Regions from separate parts of the Mus musculus genome. Here all the other regions are linked to region 2. Evidence: chromatin loops called from intact Hi-C (ENCODE). Cell type or tissue: left cerebral cortex. All regions are shown on one strand. Links, peaks and the distances in the headings refer to the core of each region. The heading gives the core; the rest is flanking DNA.

Region 1 (6,143 bases), core at 446-5,445, 93 kb after region 2:
CCCAGGGGCCTCTGTAGTGTTATAGGGAGCACCGTGGACTCAGTACACTAATGACAGTGTTTGTCTTTCTCCGCTAAAGCCACCAGATATCAGGCTCTACTTCTGGAAGAATGCAGAATGGAGGATTTTATGTTATTACTCCAGCTTCTGTTTCTAATGCTTTGAAGTCATTTGACAGGATAGTAGACAGGTGTGTAATGCAGTGCCGGATCGCTTCATTTGTGTTTTGCAAAGAAGCTGGTGGACTCTGTTTAACCGCCTTTGCTGCATTGGCTTTAGATGCCCAGTGGTAACCTACAGGGTCATACTTGTACACCCTAAGACCTTGTTCTTTATACCAATTACTGTTGTACAACAACCAAGCGGCCTCATTTCCGCATTCTTGGTATATATATCAGAAATACTAGTGCGGTTTTGAATATGCTGGGGCCAGGGAATGGCACTATTAGCTGTGGCCTTGTTGGAGGAAGTGTGTCACTTACGAGTGGGCTTTGAGACCCTCCTCCTAGCTGCCTGGAAAACAGTATTCTCCTGTTTGCCATCGGAACAAGATGTAGAACTCTCACCTCCTCCAGTGCCACATCTGCCTGGATGTTGCCATGCTTCCTGCCATGATGATAATGCACTGAACCCCTGAACCTATAAGCCAGCCCCAATTCATTGTTGTCCTTTTTAAGAGTTGCCTAGGTCATGGTGTCTGCTCACAGCACTGGAAACCCAAACTAAGACAACTAGCAATTCTTTTGCACAGCCTGTCCACAGGAATGACACAGTAGCTATTTGTATTTCCAATTAGCTGCTTTATGTTTGCCCTCTACCTGGGATCTGCTGCCAGCTGTCATTGCAGTCACCGCACAGCCAGCGTTTGCCTTATCTCAAACAAGTGAGTCACTGTGCTGGAATCAGTAGCTTGTTGGGTGCTTGCTTCTGTGGGACTGTTATTGCGCAGTCTCCTCTCTGACAGCCCCTGATGTAAGGTGACCCTGGCTCATCACTCTAAACGTGTTTTCTACATGGTAGTGTCAGCTCTCTGGCAGTGGTAATGTGGCAGTCAGACTGGTGCTGGCATCACTAGACACATTGGTGCACCTAATACTCCAAGCAGTCTGCCACATTTAACTTTTAAAGCACATTTATTTGAATATATACCGGCCGTGGCATTCAGATAAGAGGTCAGATGGTAACTTTCTGGAGTCAGTTCTCCCTCCCACCATGTGAGTTCCAGGGCTTGATCTTAAGTTGTCAGTCTTGGCAGCAGGCGCCTTCACCCCCTGAACCGTCCCACTGATCCTTTTAACACCTACCTACCTACCTACCTACCTATCACTTTTCAAGACAGGGTTTCACTGTAGCCCTGCAGAATTTATTCTGCAGACCAGACTGTCCCCAAACTCACAGAGATCCACCTGCCTTTGCCACCCAAGTGCTTGGATCAAAGATGTGCACCACCACCGCCGAGGCCTTTGCTCATTTTTAAATTGTGCTATCTTAAGTCTTCATGACTGAACCATATGAATTATTTTTAGACTCATGGACAATAAGACTCCTAGCATATAAATAATTTGCAGGACACCCTCCCATTGTGCAGGTTGTCCTCTCTCCTTTATGTGTTAGTATATAAAATTTGTAATTTTTGATGACATTCATGTTTACTTTTGTTACTTGTGAACAATGACACTAGTTTCAGCCAGAAATTGAAGCGCTAGATTAGCACTAACTTGGATAAACTTGTTTTGTAAAGATTAACTGTTTAACTTCCGGACGATTTCATACATGTATCTGGTACATGTGATCATTCCCCATTACCTCTCTTACTTACCCTTCTCTGCTGGCCCTGTTGGCTCAGCTTCCTGTCCTGCCCCCCTACTCTCATGGCTTTTGTTCTTTGTTTTCTTAAGGTACAGGTACTGAAAATAATTTTCATAAGCACATTTTTATAGACCTACTAGTGTTAAGGGTAATAGCTTTAAGGAATAGATAAGGCTCGTCTTGGGTTATATGTCTTGACATACTTAAAATTATATTCATTCCTTTGTGAGTATAATACGATTGTGACTGAAATTAGCAATAAAGACATAGCCAAGTAGCCATGTAGAATGTGCTTTCTGTCTGAAGTGGGTGCTTCATCTCCACGCAATGCTTCCTTGTTGCTAAGCTACCCAAAGACTCAGTTTTGTCTGGCAAAAAAATATGAGCATTAAAAATATGTTGTTGTTGTATAGATGTATTTTTTTTCTTTTCCCCTTCCATATAATTAGCAAACCCCTTGAAACACAAATTACAGTGTTTCCTTCCATGGTTTTCAAAAAGCAAATTATTTTCTGTGTACTTTTTTTTTAAATCAAGCAGATGTGCTGTGCTTCCAGGCAAATTAGACTCTCAGAGTGAAAGAGCATTAATTAGGGACTAGTCAGTGTCCTTTATCCATAGCCATTAAACAGTCTTGAGTTGTGTTTGATTGACACGAGGCCCTGGACATAATTTGGTTAGAAAATTTATGTGTTGTTGTTTCCTAAGAAAAGCGAATATGTTAATGAGGAAATCTAGACTGCATCATATTGATTAAATCTTTGGAAATGCTATAGTCTGTAGCTAAAGGAAAGAACAGAATATTAGAGAGAAAGTCACACACTCAGTTAACTGATAATTATATAACTCTTATCATCTGTTACACACACGAATATACATCGCCTATCATTTTGCTGCAAAATACAGCCTTCCTTACATTTTTTACTGTTGAAAATAACTTGCAAAATGTTACCTAATTTAACTTCTTGGAAGTTAGAGCTCCCTGTAAGCCTGGAAACAAACCACCGATGAGCTCAATGAGCAAGTTAGGTAAGGTCTGGAATGTTGCCAGGCGCGGCCAGGACAAAGCATTCATTTAAAGGCGAGCCTTTATTAAGTGGCCAACCCTCCATTATCCACTCACACAGCTTTAAAGGCAGTGTTGCTGGATAAGTGGCTCAGGTGGATAATGGTCCCATTCTGTCCTTGCTTGTTTACTAGGCTGTGCATCTCACAGGCTTGGAGAGTTCAGAGTCTTAGGAAAGTGTTTCCAAACTCACAAATAGGCGGGCCTTGTGCTACCAGGCTGGCAAATGTGTTGAGCTGTGCTGAGAAGCCCTCTCCATATAGCCTAGAAAAGATTGCCTCTCTGCAGTGCAGTAGAGTAAGCAGCAGGGACTGCCGGCGTCATGTCCATGTGAGACTGAGGTTGCTTCTTGTTTGAAGGTGTATCGTAGTTAGGGAAAGGGAGTTTCTTAAGGGAACTGAGAAATTTGAACTGAGAATTTTGGTTTGCAAAATGAATAAGCTGTAAAGACTCTTATTATAATCTGTGAGTGAAGACAGACAGAGGCAGTCCCCTCCCTGGCCGTTGTGAAAAACTCAGGGCGAGAGTCTAGGCTCTTATTTTGGAATGAGGTGGCAGTTGTCACAGGGCTTCTCCTGCAGAAGGTGTGGGAGGAGAGTCTGCTGATGCCTAAGCTGCTGTGAGAAGGGCATTTTTATCTGGTGCCGGATCCCTGACAACATGACCACTGGCAAAGGTAAGCCCTGTGTTTTGGAAAGTGTAATTATTACTGATGTATTGGTACGTCACATAAACAGGACATTTTATAATCGTGTTGTTAGCTTACACCCATGGGTAGAAAGTAAAGAAATGGTTGCCGTGAATGTTATTTACAGGGAGGCAGGGGAGATGATAAGGCCTGCAGATGAGTAAAGTTGATGACCTTAAAAGACAAGGAGGAAGGACACACAGAAGCAGAGGTGACCAGAAGTCAGTCCTCAGTGGGTCTTTTGTGTACTTTTAGCTTTTCTGTGCTCCTTTATGTTCTGGGGATAAATCTGTTTTTCTTATCTAAAGCATTTGTTGATGTGCTTAAGCTGTCTTCAGAAAGGCTGGGAATGTCTGCGTTTCTCCAGCTGCTGCTAGAAGGAAACCACAGTAGCAGTATGCTGTCACTGCCTTCCAGTCCCTGTGTGGGAAGGGGGATTCTGTAAAGTGACGAAAGCTGAGGAGTGAGGCCACCCGGCACTTGCTCGCACACTGTCCTGCTGCCTGGCCTCGCTTCCCCTGGAGGATTTGCCCAGGCTTAGGGAGTGCTGAGAGGATGGGGAGGCTCCACAGAGATTAGGTCTGTGTTGACCACTGAGTGTGGCTGATGGAGCAACCTGTTGACTGGCCTGCTGTCCTAGGGGGTCACGATCCCAGCAGACCTAATCTGTTGTCTCTGAAGGACATTTCCAGACAGACCCTTCAGCTGAAGCAGAAATGACTCAAAGTGCAACTGCTCACAGCGACCTGTGTTCATTTCTCTTCCACTCTGGGGAACTGGGCTCCTCTCAAGTACTTTGGCACTGTGCTAATATTGTAAGGATCCTAAAGGGCATGTATGTCTATCTTGTTTGCATTTTCTTGTGCTATTCTGTGTGTGTGGGGGGGGGGGGTGGGGGGGTGGGTATACACGTGAGGCCAGAGGTTGACTTAGGGGAGTGGGTTCTCTTCTTTCACCATATGGTCCTAAGTCTGAAGTCCATTCATCAGGCTTGGCAGCAAGTGACTTTACCCACTAAGCCATCTTGCTGGCATGATGGCTCCTTCAACTAAGCCTAGTATAGCTGAAACCCAACAGAAGTTTTATCTTGACTGAAAATAATCCTATTAGAAGATTCTGTATCTCTGTTCGTATTTTCCTGTTGATAATTTACTGGGTTAAAGCAATGGTAAATTCCATACCTTGCAATGCCTCTTGTCAGGGCTACTGACTGTTTAAGCTGTTTAGGAAATCAATACCTGGGTAGGAATGTTAAATAATTCATGTTCCAAAGAGCCTTTCATTTGAGGGTTTGAAAACATGTTGCTGATGAAGATAATAGCATTTGCCTTAAGTTGTTGTATTTGCGGACTATTTTCTAAACACCAGGGCAAAATAGTCTGGAAGTCAATGGTTGGAAGCCTGGAAGGAGCCCTTGCTAAACCTGAATTTAGCACAAAGATCACACATCTGCTTGGAGGCTCCTTTCAAATGGACTAAATTCAAACTACCTGCCTTCTGTGACTGAGATGCAGTTTAAGCTGCAAGTGTGATAGCAAACGGATTTGAGGCCATTTCTGGGCAGGGGCGTGTCTGAATATCTGTCAGTCTGTGGCTGATAAAAGATAGGTTGACAGTATGCCCATGACAGCAACAGCTGTTAGTTACTGTTTGGTATTCTCAGAGCACATTCCTAAACTTTGTTTGTTCTTTTTGTTTTGTTATCCTCAGTAGGCAGCCCCTGAAGAGAAGGACTGAGGTGTCAGGTTTTCTGTAGTTGGGTCAGTGTCAGGACACAGGGAAGGAAACTCCACACTGCTGTCTGAGATGCGTTTTTCCTCTATCTGGCATGTCCTCGTGCTTCCTAGTCCACTGCTGTTGTTATGGAGTCATGTTTGCTCCTATGATTCTGAAACTGTGCCGTGCTCAGGAGCCGCTGCAGGGAATAACTCAAAAATGAAAGCATTGAAAAGGACATTACAACAGGTATTGGAGCTAGCTGTGGTGCCTTCTGCTTGAAATATGAGCACCCAGAGGAGAATAACGAGGTCAAGCACTGGCACCCCGTCACTGGAGGATGTTCTGATGCGATGTTCTGTCAGATGTTTGCTGAGGAGGTTTGGGGGTGGGGTAGGATGCTGCTAAAGCATTGTGACATGCAAACGATGAGTTTGCTGTAGCAGCGACTTATTATTGGAGGAGAGCATGTGGAGAAGATGACCAGGGTTCTGTGTGCCATGCACAGAGGCTGATTCCTGCTTTGAATGCTATTACTGTAGAGTGGAAACTTAAGCCACCAAGACTATGTGAGTGAGGGAGACAGAAATGCAGCTTATCCATCATAACCATTTCATAAAACAAGGCATGGACACCAATGGGAAGTAAGAGATACCATTTTAGAAAGAAGATAGGCCTTACGTGAAACAAATTTAGTGCTGTGACAAGTATACCAGTTTTCTTTAGCTTCAAAAAAAGATCTGTTTTATTTTAAATGATGTGTGTATACATGTTGCAGTATTTGTATATGTGCATGTGTGAGTGTATGTGCCCTTGGAGTCTAGAAGAGGCTGTTGGGTCTACTGGAGCTGGAGTTGTAAGTAG
Region 2 (6,143 bases), core at 476-5,475:
CAGAAAATGGTGTACATATCTAAACAGAGAATTCTTGACAGAAGAATCTCTAATGGCTGAGAAGCACTTACAGAAAATTTCAACATCCTTAGTCATCAGGGAAATGCAAATTAAAACAACTCTCAGATTCCATCTTACACCTGTCAGAATGGCTAAGATCAAAAACTCAAGCAACAGCTCATGCTGGCGTGGATGTGGAGCAAGGGGAACACTCCTCCACTGCTGGCAGACTGTACAGCCACTTTGGAAATCAAATTTTCTCAGAAAATTTGGAATAGTTCTACCTCAAGACCCAGCCATACCGCTTCTGGGCATATACCCAAAAGATGTCCCACCATGTCATAAGGACACTTGCTCAACTACGTTCATGGCAGTTTTATTCGTAATAGCCAGAAACTGTAAACAGCCTAGATGTTCCTTGACTGAACTGATAAGGAAAATATGGTACATTTATACAATGGAGTATTACTCAGCCATTAAAACAGTGACATCATGAAATTTGTAGGCAAATGGAAAAGATCATCTTAAGTCAGGTAACCCTGAAAGACAAACATGGTATGTGTTTGGACTCAGACTTGCGACAAGGAAATGAGGTGTGTATTAACATACCAAAGTGTTCCTGGCCTCCAGCTTCTCCTAGTATCCCTCAGTCCCTACCTGTTCCATGGCATGTCTGGCATACCCTGCCCTCTGCTACCCCACTTCTCCCACATTTTCTTTCTCCCTGCATGCACAGGCTTTCTCTCTCGTCCCCTCTCTCCTTCCCCACAGTGACTTCCCTGGCCTTGTTCTTTGGGACCAGTGAACCTGTCTGAGAGTGGTTTCCCAATAAACCTGCCCTTATATATTCTAACTTGGCTTGAATTGGCTCATTTCACTGGTGGAGAATAATGTATCAGTATGTACATAATCATAAGTGGATATTAGTCATAAAGTACAGGATAACCATGCTATGAACCATAAACCAGGCAAATGTACAGTGAAAAACTAAACCAAAAAAGTCCCCAAACCATTATGACAGTGAACGTTTTGGTGTCAGTTTGCTAATTCTAAGCTTTTAACCCAGTTCCCTCCTTCCATCAACCCCACCAATGTCTAGTCCATTTCCTCTTCTCAGTGAGATCAATCACCCGCCTTGGGCCCTCCTTGTTACTTAGCTTTTGTTGAGTCTGTGGTTCATAGCCTGGCAATAAGCATTTGCACAGCATGCACAAGGCCCTGATTGATGCCCAGCACAGTATCCCCACCTTGAATAAACCTCACTCTTTTGTGTCCAGGTGTTTTCTTTCAATCTTCTTGTTCTCAGCAGTGAGCTGCCAGTTCTTAAGGCACTGTACTTTTCTGACCACTTGTGGGATGCACGGTTGTTGGGCCTCCCCTCAACCTATACGTAACACAGAACTTTGATAATTTCATCACTGAGCACAATACCTGGTATAGGTCTGTTCCTACATAACTGCTCTGTATAAATGAAGAGTACATTTAGCTTTCTGACTTCTGGGTGAGTCACTTTTTAAAATAGTTCTTGGAGTTCAGGGGGAGGTTAGTTCCCTCTTAGAGCAGTTGATTAGCAAGTGAGGTCCTATTCCTCCACTGCTTTGCAAACAATACCAAACATTCTTTTTTTTTTTCTTTTTCTTTTTTACTATGTAACCATCTCTAGTAAAGGTATGAGTAACAATATGAATCAAGTGTGGCTATCTTCATTTTGTTTCCAACTTTTCTATTAAACGTGACCTTTTAAAAAAATCATTCACTCATTTGTTCATTATTTATGTTTGTGTTGAGTATTTATTGAGCTTATGGGCCATAATGGCCATGTGGAAGTGAGCAGATAACTTGTTCTCCCCTTCCATTGTGGAGAACAGAATTCAGGTAACCAGGCTTGTCAGCTTGTGCCTTTATTCAGTCATCTTGAGTCATCTCCTGTGTCCCTAAAAGTAGAATCCTAAAGACAGACCGATATCCATGTTCACAACATTGTGTAGAATAGCAAATGACGAAAGTAGCCAGGGTGGTGAATGCATGTACTGACACATTATTCAGCTTTAAAGAGGGCACTCTGGACACATGCTACAACATGCACTGACAGCTCTGGAGTCTATTAGACTATGTGAAATGAACCAGTTATAAAAACACCAAGACTGGGCTGGAGAGATGGTTCAGCGGTTAAGAGCACTGACTGCTCTTCCAGAGGTCCTGAGTTCAATTCCTAGCAACCACATGGTGGCTCACAACCATCCATAATGAGACCTGATGCCCTATTTTGGTGTGTCTGAGACAGCTACAGTGTACTTACATATAATGAATAAATAAATCTTAAAAAAAATAAAAAGACCAAGACTATATGACTCCACTTTCAAAATACTCTCAGTATTTTAATCCATAGAAAGCAGAATGGTGGTAATCAGAGCTAAAGGTAAAGAGGAATTACAAATTAACAGGTGCATTTTTTGTATGACAAAAAGAAAGCAGAAGAGTGGCTACTTAACAATGTAAGTGCACTGAACTGTACAATAAAAACCAGCTACAACGTTTCTTTTGTTAATATGCACAAATTCCTTCCCATTGAACTTATCAAACTTTTCTTGGGTTTCTCTTTTCCTTTCCAGTTGACTACTCTCCACACATTGTTCTCCCAGCATACCACCCACTTCCGCTCGGCCCTTGACCCGGCGGTATTTCTTTCTAGAACGCGCTTCAGGGTTTTCCACCCACGGTTAGTAAACTTGCTTGCATTTACATCTTAAAGATGTTACTTTTTCTATATTCAATCACGAGTCCCGTCCTGCATGTGAATCCTATACCTTTTCTGCACCACACAGGTCTGTGATTGGCTTTATTGTTTTGGCTTGCCTTTCCAAGTCCGGAAGATCTGACGGCGTTATCACACATCTCCCAATACATACACATTCCCGCACAAAAGAGTCCCCATAAACACCCAGTCTTGACAGAGGAAGCCAATCCGACACTTTAAAAGTGATTTTCACCAGTGTACAACTGCAACACAAAAGCTCTCAAATCCAAACTGTTGGGTAGCACACGGGCGTAGAAGGACAAAACAGGGCGTCCTTAGGCTCCTTGAAAGTAGCGCTGCAATCTGCATAGCCCAAAAACCTCAGATATAACCTGAAGGCCACGCGGGACGCGAGGCGACGTTGTTGTGAAGGAACTTAGAAAAGAAACTGGCACACTCTCACACCAATCTCAGCAGCCTCCACCTCGCGCCCTGGCTCGCTAAAGCGCGAAGAACGGTTTAAAACCTGGGCTTCCGGTAGCAGCGCTTGTACGCATATTCAGGACAAGCCCAACGCGCTGTCAGCTACGGGAAGTCGCGGGGGCCAATTTCTTTCACTGAAGTCGCCCGGTAAATAGCGGGCACCCGTAACCCAGAAGTGAAAGATTGTTTAATTCAAGTATCAAACACCTCGACAATCAAAGGAAGTTCCGGCTGGAAGCGCTCCTGACTCCTCTCTAGCTCTTTTATCGCACAGCCTTCTCCTAGTCTTGCTCGAGTTTTGCTTCCTCTCCTTTAAAGGCTCTAAACATTCCTTAAATTCTCCTTGGTCACCTTTTTTTATTAAAGCACCTTTATGCTACGGGTCGCCATTCGGGTCAAAGGCAAAGGCGGCGGGACCTGAAACTTCATGCGGGCCCCAGCGCTGGGCGTTACCATAGAGAGGAAGCCACCTCTCTGGGCTGAGATTACAGTCTCTATGGTTCAGCCCGGCCGGTGGCGGTAAGAGGACACAGGGAGACCTCTCTGCGCAGGCGCATTTTGGTTTTTCATTTTTTTTTTTTTTTTTTTTAATCCCCGCACCAAGCGCTTAACCTCATTGGGGTGGAGGAGAAGGCGGTGGCTGTCCGGTCCGCAGCCGCAACAGTAGTGAATAATAGAACTGTAAGTACCGGGTTTAAGACGAAGAATGCTCAGAATGGAGTCCACTGGAGGGCCCTGCTTCTTTTCCGAGCGGCGGCGGGCGCAGGGTCCGGGTGGGGACGGTGTCCAGTGCTGTCAGCCGCTCTGGGGTGCACTTTTGGGGGAGGGGGCGGCCCTGGGATGGGATCTGGGTGAGGACCCAGGACGCGCGGCCTCCGGCTTCAGTTCTGATTGTAGGCTGCTTTGCAGAGGGGAGGTGGGGCGACTGTGGGGTCAAGCCTGGCTTTGTGTGACTGTCTCTTTCAGACCCCACCCCGGGGCCCCTTCCTGACCCGGAGTCTCCCCTGGCCGGCTTGGGAGACGCCAAAGCAGCCCCGGGATCTCTTTGAAAGGAACCGAGATTACACTGAGCGGGAAGGGGCTCCAGGAGAGAAAACCTCACTACAACTAATCATCGGCGAGTGATGGGTGTGGAGAAAGATTCAGAGGGAAGAAGGGGTTGTCGGGGAGGCAGGCCGGGCGGCCGGTGCCCCCAGCCTGGGCCAGACAAAAGCGGAGCAGCCGGGGCCCAGCGGGGTGCGGAAGGTCCCCTTGTCCCAGGAGGGCCCCTCATATAGGATCTTTGCGAAGCAGGGAAGAGCGGACAAGCGCTGAGTTAAGCCTGTGCAGCCTCTCCAACTTGCCTTTGTTGTTCTTCGGTATTGGCAGAGCCGCTCTGACGAAGATGAGTGTGTGATCTTGCACGTTGGTCTGGTTGGATACAATGGAGCGGATTGAATCTTGCTTTCCATTTTATGAGTTGCTTGGATGAGTGTGGGGTTTTCCAAAGTCAATCTCATTACATAATATATCTAGATTTTAAAAATAACTGTGTTTATTTCTTAAATTAAAAGAACAATTAGTTGGAGCCTTAAAGCATGTGTGTCGCATCCGGATGGATTTCTGTGCCGGGATCCGTTCATGAAACACTGACCTAATGGTGGAACCTGTGAGTTCTTTAAACCTGATACTTTAATTTGTGATGTGGCAATGAGCGCTTTGGACGCTCCAGTCCTTTGGGAGATAGTGATGTGGAAGGGTCAGGAGCGATGCCTTTGCATCTACCTTGTACCAGATTCAGGTGCCACAGGCTAGTATCAATTCTGGCCTTAGAGATGATAATTTTATTGTTATTCATGACATATATAGAACTCTTGTTATGAGGGATCCTAAACCGAATGGTCCGGTTTCTTATTCATGGAGTAGGAGCGAGAATGGCAACATTGATGCAGCGACGTAGAGATAGGGAAAATAACACAGCGCCCCAGAGAACTGAGTATTGTTTATCTTTTTTACTTGCTAAGAAAGACTTAAATTTTAATGAGCTGTTTGTTCATTCATCTTTGTAAAGTTGACTAATTGCACCCTTGTAGCAGTAAAACTCAAAATTTCAGTTTCTGTAAGTCACTGTTTATTATGGGCAACATGTAACTGTGTTAGTTTTTATTGTCAATGTGATACAACCTCCTTTCAACCTGAGAAGAGGGAGCTGTGACCTGGGAATTTCCCAGATTAGATTGGCCCGTGGCCATGTCTGTAAAAGCTTGTCTTTCTTGGCGGTTGAGGTGGAAGTGCTCAGCCCACTGTGGGCAGTACTCTCCCTAGGCAGTCCTGCCTGTATAAGAAAGCTAGCTGAGGCAGTCTGTTTTCTGTTTTCTTCTGCTTTTTTTTTTTTTTTTTTTTTTTATCTGAAGCCTTGAAACTCTCTGTCTTGCTATGAGGACTCCTTGTGTTTTGTGTGCCAACTTATGCTAATGAAAATTTGTTTGTAGGCTTCTGAATTCTGGCTCCATGTCAAAATTAGAGGAACATCTTACCTGGCAAGATGCTATCCCTGCTTTATGAGTTGTAGCTAGGGACAGGCTGCTCTGTGAGCAGATTTCCTGCCTGACTTCTTTGAATTTAATTACTCTCTTACCTCTTACGGATTCGGGACACATTTTCTCCCATGAAACTCTTATCACTGAAAGTTCAATCCCATGTGAACCAGTGATTTTAAATGTCAGAGGTTATATGTCCCAATATCATGCTCTGTGTGAAGAATATCTAGATTCACCCCTTCACTTCCCCATGAAAGTAGAGGATGGTAGAAGTTCATGTGGGGGAAATAGTGGATGAGAGGAGATCCAGCATCATCTCAAGTGTAGACTTTGGGGATCTAACTCTGATGTTGGTTGGGAACACTTGTTCCTTTGTTGGACTGTTTTTTTTTTTTCTGGTCTAA
Region 3 (6,143 bases), core at 696-5,695, 71 kb after region 2:
CTTGCTGAGGGGGGCAGGTCCTTATGGGTACCTACTGTGTGCCAGGCATATTAATAAAGCTGCCTAGCCCTCACGTGTGCTTTGTAGAGTGGATATATAATTGTAAGGTGGTTCTTGGAGACGGATAGCTGACAATGGATGGTGGAGCCTGCTGTCCCCTGTCCCCAAGAGTTTGGGATTAGGGAACCTGTGTGTTTTTTCAGGACCTGGCATTATCAGGGCACCAAAGAGAGTCAGCTGACTTTGGAGGTTATTTGGTGTTGCCTCGGAGGTGTTATGACTTGTCCAAGGTCTGAAGCTACCTGGAGAGAGGTGAGCAGGCCAGGTCTGTGAGTGTGGTGGTAGTGCAGCACTGAATGGCCTTGGTGTAGTCAGAAGGCTTGTAAACATCATGGCTATGCTGAGTCTCCGTATGGATTTGGAGTGTGTTGTTTCTTCCAAAGGGCCTTAGGAATGAGAGAGCTCATCCAGTGTGGTCCAGCTCTTCAGTCTGGTCCTGTGAAGTTTGTTTATCTGGCCCGGATTTTCTCCTATCCCAGGATCGTGGAGCTGCTTTTGAAGATGTACTGGTTGTGTCTGGTGTGTGACAGGAGGCACTCTCGTTTTATTCCCTGTAGATACTGGAGTGACCCAAGGGCGGCTATGTAACAATAGCACTGTGGCCACTGCTCCAGTGCTCGCTGTGGCAGGATCTCTTTCCTTTCCTGGCTGTTGATGGATTCCGCTGTCTGCTATCAATTTGCATGTGAGCTAGTGGCACTGCCTTCCGGTTTGTAGTCAGTAGGAGGGAGCCCACCACCTTGTGCTGAATGTCTTACTATTTGTGTTTCTGCACATATTCACGAGGCTGTGAAGCCCTTGCTGAAGAGGAAGCCAGGTGTGGAGCTACACCCTGTAGTCCCAATACTTTCTCTTTGGCATGCCCAGATTGTCAGTGTCACTCTTGTGCTTTGGGAACATTTGCAAGTAAGCTCACTCTGTCTCCCAGCAGAGCTGCAGTGTGACTGCCAAGTGATTCGTGGAGGGCAGCGTATACTGCCTGGATGCCGGATGCCAGAGGGATGGTTCTCATTTCTGAGTGGGACTGAGCAGTAGAGTGTGATCGTGTACTGTGCTTTCAGAATAGCACACAATTTAAATTCAATAAGTTGTTTACTTCAGGAATTTTCATGTGTTACTTTGGGACTGTTGTTTGCTGTGATAGCTAAAACTGTGAAAGCACAGTTGTAGATAGGAAGGCTAGAGGACTGGAGCGATAAGACCATGTGTTGAGCGAGCGTTTCCATACTTACTGTAGAATTGCTGCCACGGACATGAGCACGCAGAGCCCTTGAGCCTGCTTTACCTCCGTGTGTTCACATCCAGAGCAGAATTGCTGGATCATACAGTTCAGTTCTATTTAATTTTCTGAAGACATTTTGCACACTGATTTTCATTTTGCATCTCCAACAGCAGTGTGCAGTTCCTATTTCTTTGTGCTGTCACTCCCTGCCTCCCTTGCTCTCTCCCTCCCTCCCTCCCTCCCTTTTCCTTTGTAGTAGCCTATAGTGATTGTCAGCTGTTGCTTTTTACCACTGCTCTGTCTGTCAGAGCATCTGTCTCTGCTGTGCACCTGCGCTTTGGGGGTCTCTAACCCTTTGCTTCCTTGGGCTGCACTTGGAGCTTTCCTGTTTAATTTCTCTTGCTCTATGTACACTGAACTTTCAATGGAGCCCATTCTTTGGCTCTTAAGTTGGTTTGTTTATTATTTGGTTCTTTCAAAACAAAACAAAACAATATCTGGAAAAAGTCATTTTCCTTTTCCCAGGCAAATTAAGAAACTATAAAAAATTTGTCTTCACTGTGGCAGTTTCTCGGTATCCTTGGTTTTGGCCCTGACAGCGACGCACTGGGCAGGTGTTTGAGTTTCCCTCATATTTTCCTTGAGATTACTCACAGCTTGTGGGCTTTAAAGAGACTGTGACAGAGGTGAAGTGTGCATTATATTATACCAAGCTTACATCACCAGCATGACTTAGCATTGTTTAAGCTGACCTTGGTCACCTGGCTGAGGTAATAGTTTGTCAGGTTTCTGTACTGTAAAATTACCTCCCATTCCTACTGTGCTCTTTGGAAGGAAGCCAAACTAAGGAAACTTAAATCCTGTGGCTCAAAAGTAAGACCTTTGTTTGTTTTTGTTTTTTTGGTTTTTTTTTTTTTTTTTTTTTTGCTTTGTTTTAAAGAAAATGCTCATAAATAGAACTATTTTAAAAGTTGGGAGAAAAAAGGGCCCCGGGAAGTGGTACATGCCTTTAATTTTAGCAGTCGGGAGCTACAAGTTTGAGGCCAGCAGGGGCTACATGCTAAGGGCTACATAGACTCTGCGCCTCAAAAGAATTATACACTTTCAAGTATCTAATTCCTCCCAGTGCTGGCTTGGTGTTTGAATTAGTATATAGATTTACTTGTAAGCTGGATGAAAACCCAAATACGGAACCCTTTATCTGTATTACAACATTTTCCAAAGGGAGCGCTTCTTAGTGTATCACAGTCTTAGGGCAGCGGTGAGAAAGCTGGTCTCCAGTAATTACTGTCCGGCTGCCCTCTAGCATACAATAAAGGAACTGCGAGGAGGGCAACAGTACACACGCGGCTACTTTAATCTTTAAATGTTTAGGTAAGGAAGAGAGGTTTTGTGGTTTTTTCCAAAAATTGCACCAAGGTAAAGCAGAGCTCTAACCGATGCAGGTGTGTTGTCAGGCGTTAGCAGTACTGCCCTCACTACGCGTTCATTGGACAGTAGCGCAACCCCAAGAAAAGGATGGTTGCTTGCAACCACGCGCGCCCGGCAGCCAGAAAGCTCTAAGTCCGGGTTTGGTTGCGGTGACCACCGCAGGAGGCCTACCCCAACCTGCCCGGTGTACAGTATTTTCTTCGACTGCTGCTTCCCACGTCGAATACCCTTTCTGTTTTTCTGAAACTCCCAAGGGGCTTTCTGAAGCCTGCTTGTCTTTACCCAGAAGGCCGCGCGTCACAAGTCTGAAAATTTGCATACACGCCTTTCTGGGCGGGGCCGGAGGGAGGCTTAGAGTTAGCAATTTGGGGGGAGGGTGCGACCTGGTAAATTTGCATACGCAACTCAAGGAGAGGGCGGGGCCGCAGTAGGCTCCTCTAGGTCGTGCTGCTTCAGTGGAGTTCCGCTTCGGCGAGTTTTTCTTCCAAACGGTAGCGGGTTTTTCCGTGCCGAGTACCCTTTCCTGACCAGCCAGCTCAGTCTTCCCAGTCGCTGGGCGCCCGCGGGGACCAGCTATGTCAGCGCCATCCCACTGCACCGCTGACGCTGTGCTTCTTTGCGTTGCAGGTGGTTCTCTTGGGCATGGACATCCTGTCGGCACTGGTGACTAGGCTGCAGGACCGGTTCAAGGCGCAAATCGGCACAGGTGAGCCTTAGCTAGCATAGCAGGCTCTCATCCTTCCGTCCCACCCTGGACTCACCCCACATCGTGGCCTCACCGCCCCTAAACTGGTACCTTCCCCTCTAAACCCGAATTATTATAATATTGCCAATTGAGGATTTTTATGCCAGTTTAGACATCAGCTTGATGCCAGCCAGTACGCATTGTCCTCTCAACCTCCTCGGAGACTCAGTTTTCTTTGAAAAGTCCTACAAAAAAGGAGCCAGTTGGATTTTTCCACCGTTTAGATGTCTCTAAATCAGTGTGTTTCATGGTGGCGATGTAAACACTAAGCAATTCTGTTTATACAACTGTTTCAGTAGCAAATTTCTCTATTCTCTTTTCTTGATTCCCTTTTGTGTGCGCAGTGGGTGAATAGAATCTATGTCCTCTGTATGCCAGCAAGCAATAACCACTGAGCCACAGTGTCAGCTGGAATTCTCCACTAGTGTTCATTACCAGTGTCTGTCTGTCCTTTTCTTTTTCTGTAGCTTTGCAGTCAGTGCGCTCACTGAGAAGGATGGTGGGATCCTGAAACTTACTGTTAGGAATCTGATGTTTGAACCATTTTCCATTTCCCCCCTACATTAGCTCAGGACTCATGGATTCTCACCAGAGGCCTAACGGGGTTGGAATAGACATGGGTGGGCTGGCCCATGCTTCAGTGTGTGGGTGTGCTGTGTGTCTTTTGTATGCTATAAGTAAAATGTACCCAATGCCACTGAAGCATGCTGGTCTGTTGCTTAATGTTTCCATTGCATATGTCATTTCAAGCATGGCATTCCCTACAGTGTATTTCAACCACACCTCCACTCTTACAGTTGCCTCTATTTCCCTCTCACTCCTGCTTGATACCTTCTTTCTCCACTTAGCTCCTTCTACATTCCTGTCTTTCCCCTCCCATGACCTACCGAGTCTCACTAGGGTTGCATGCAGAAGCGTAGCTGAGGGATGTTTATAAGGTGAGTCCTTATGCATACCCCCTGATGAGAATGGCTCACTCTCCCAGCTGCAGGGGACTTTGGGGCTGTGGGAGCCCTCCTACCGTAAGGTCCCTCTCTCCCTCCCACACTGGGTGCCACTGGCTGGTCTTCAACATTGCCTGCAAAGGATGACCTTGAACTCCTGATTCTCCTTCCTCCACGACCCGAGTGCAGAGATTATAGACACAGTCCTCACCCATCCCTAGCTTTGGAATAGCTACCTTAGGCCAGCAAACTGCAGATGAGCGGCGGGTGACCTCAGATCTCAAGATGTATTCTCATTTACTCCATTTCCATTTTGGTTTCCAGTGTTGCCAAGTCTAATAGACAGACTGGGAGATGCTAAAGACTCCGTGAGGGAGCAAGACCAAACCCTGCTGCTAAAGATCATGGATCAAGCTGCTAATCCCCAGGTAGGCCAAGCGAAGTGGGACTGTCTTCACAAACCGTGTGTGCGACTCTCTGGGCTTAGTTTCTCTTAAGCTAATGGGTTAGAGGTTGTTTTAGTCTCTATTGCTTCAACAAACACCGAGCAGAAGGCTAGTTGGGGAGGAAAGGCTTTGTTCAGTAGTTTATGCTTCCACAGCACTGTTCATCATTGAAGGAAGTCAGGACAGGAACTCAAGCAGGGCAGGAACCCTGGAGGCAGGAGCTGATGCGGAGGGAATGGAGGGGTACTTCATACTGCCTTGCTTCCCATGGCTTGCTTTCTTATAGAACCCAGGACTACCAGCCCAAGGATGGCACCACCCTCAATATGCCGGGGTCCTCCCCCATTGATCTCTAATTGAGAAAATGCCTTAGAACTGGATTTCATGAAGATGTTCCCTCATTGAGGCTCCTTCCTCTCTAATGACTCTAGCTTGTGTCAACTTGACATAAAACCAGCTAGTACAGAGATGACCATTCTTATGTCCCACAGCCCTTCCTCATATGAGAGATCTAAATACATAACTAATAGACTGTTTCATTTGAATAAATTAGTGAGTTGGAGTGTTGACTGTTTGATTACTCTATTAGGCCCTTTAGCTTATTTACATGACTGGCTCTCCATTTTTCTGGAAAGAGGCAGCTAGTGGTATCGGAGGAGCCAGTAGGCCTGGCTAGGGCTGTGCTTCCTATATGATAGTTAGCTGGGCTTGCTAGAATGGATGGATCCAGCCCTGTCTTTTAGGGTCACACTGACCATTGTTAGGGGTTGCAGCTGGGGCAGCCAACAGCAGTTTCCCCAGGGAGATAAAACAAGTCCTGGAGTGAGCCTCAGTGAGGAGACAGAAAGCAGTGTGTGTACCCACTATGCTTTGGGCTGAACTATTCTCAGTCATAAAATGGGGCGGTTATACCTCTTTAGGGCAGTTGGGAGAACCCAGTGATGTTACATAAGTACATATGCTTTTCACACTTTAACTGGGTGTGTTTAATAAAGTTGTACCTTGTCTAATGTCAATGTGATTATGAGAGGAGCCTGGGGGTGGGTGGGTATGGGACCAGTTTGGTTCCTGCCAAGAGCTCTTGTTTTGATGACTCCTGTCTTACTGTGAAGAGTTGCAGAATCCTTTCCCTCTCACCTGTCCCTTGTCGCCTACAGTATGTGTGGGACAGAATGCTCGGAGGCTTCAAACACAAGAACTTCCGCACAAGAGAGGGCATCTGCCTCTGCCTTATTGCAACACTCAATGCGTAAGTCTGGGGTACACCTGTAACTCTGCTTAACTAGAGCTTGCCC

What was found. A loop is a pair of places that touch in the nucleus more often than their neighbours do. Peaks named below come from ENCODE experiments on the same cell type or tissue, not always from the same donor. Only the 100,000 strongest peaks of a DNase experiment are listed, where the experiment ranks them.
Region 1: it touches region 2 in a loop (7-fold over the local background); 4 of 42 quality-filtered maps call a loop at or near these places.
Region 3: it touches region 2 in a loop (8-fold over the local background); 26 of 42 quality-filtered maps call a loop at or near these places.

What each region holds. Positions count from the first base shown.
Region 1 is chr1:118,478,542-118,484,684 of GRCm38, forward strand. All of the region lies in intron 8 of Clasp1 (CLIP associating protein 1), which reads left to right. Among named protein-coding and RNA genes, the nearest start is that of 2900060B14Rik, 22 kb to the left of the region's middle. In left cerebral cortex, for the core only: a CTCF peak has its summit at 3,189; DNase peaks (open chromatin) are centred at 893, 1,350, 2,143, 2,888 and 3 more places; H3K4me3 peaks cover 1,889 bases; H3K27ac peaks cover 2,210 bases.
Region 2 is chr1:118,385,621-118,391,763 of GRCm38, forward strand. Clasp1 (CLIP associating protein 1) reads left to right here and starts at 3,438. Exons shown (of 43, transcript NM_001359328.1): 1 at 3,438-3,901. In left cerebral cortex, for the core only: a CTCF peak has its summit at 3,256; DNase peaks (open chromatin) are centred at 2,759, 3,376, 3,648, 4,326 and 1 more place; H3K4me3 peaks cover 3,077 bases; H3K27ac peaks cover 2,387 bases.
Region 3 is chr1:118,456,461-118,462,603 of GRCm38, forward strand. It overlaps Clasp1 (CLIP associating protein 1), which reads left to right. Exons shown (of 43, transcript NM_001359328.1): 3 at 3,341-3,419; 4 at 4,727-4,830; 5 at 6,006-6,097. It overlaps 2900060B14Rik (RIKEN cDNA 2900060B14 gene), which reads right to left and starts at 2,805. Exons shown (of 1, transcript NR_027901.1): 1 at 2,209-2,805. In left cerebral cortex, for the core only: a CTCF peak has its summit at 2,593; DNase peaks (open chromatin) are centred at 1,029, 2,694 and 3,067; H3K4me3 peaks cover 1,501 bases; H3K27ac peaks cover 1,775 bases.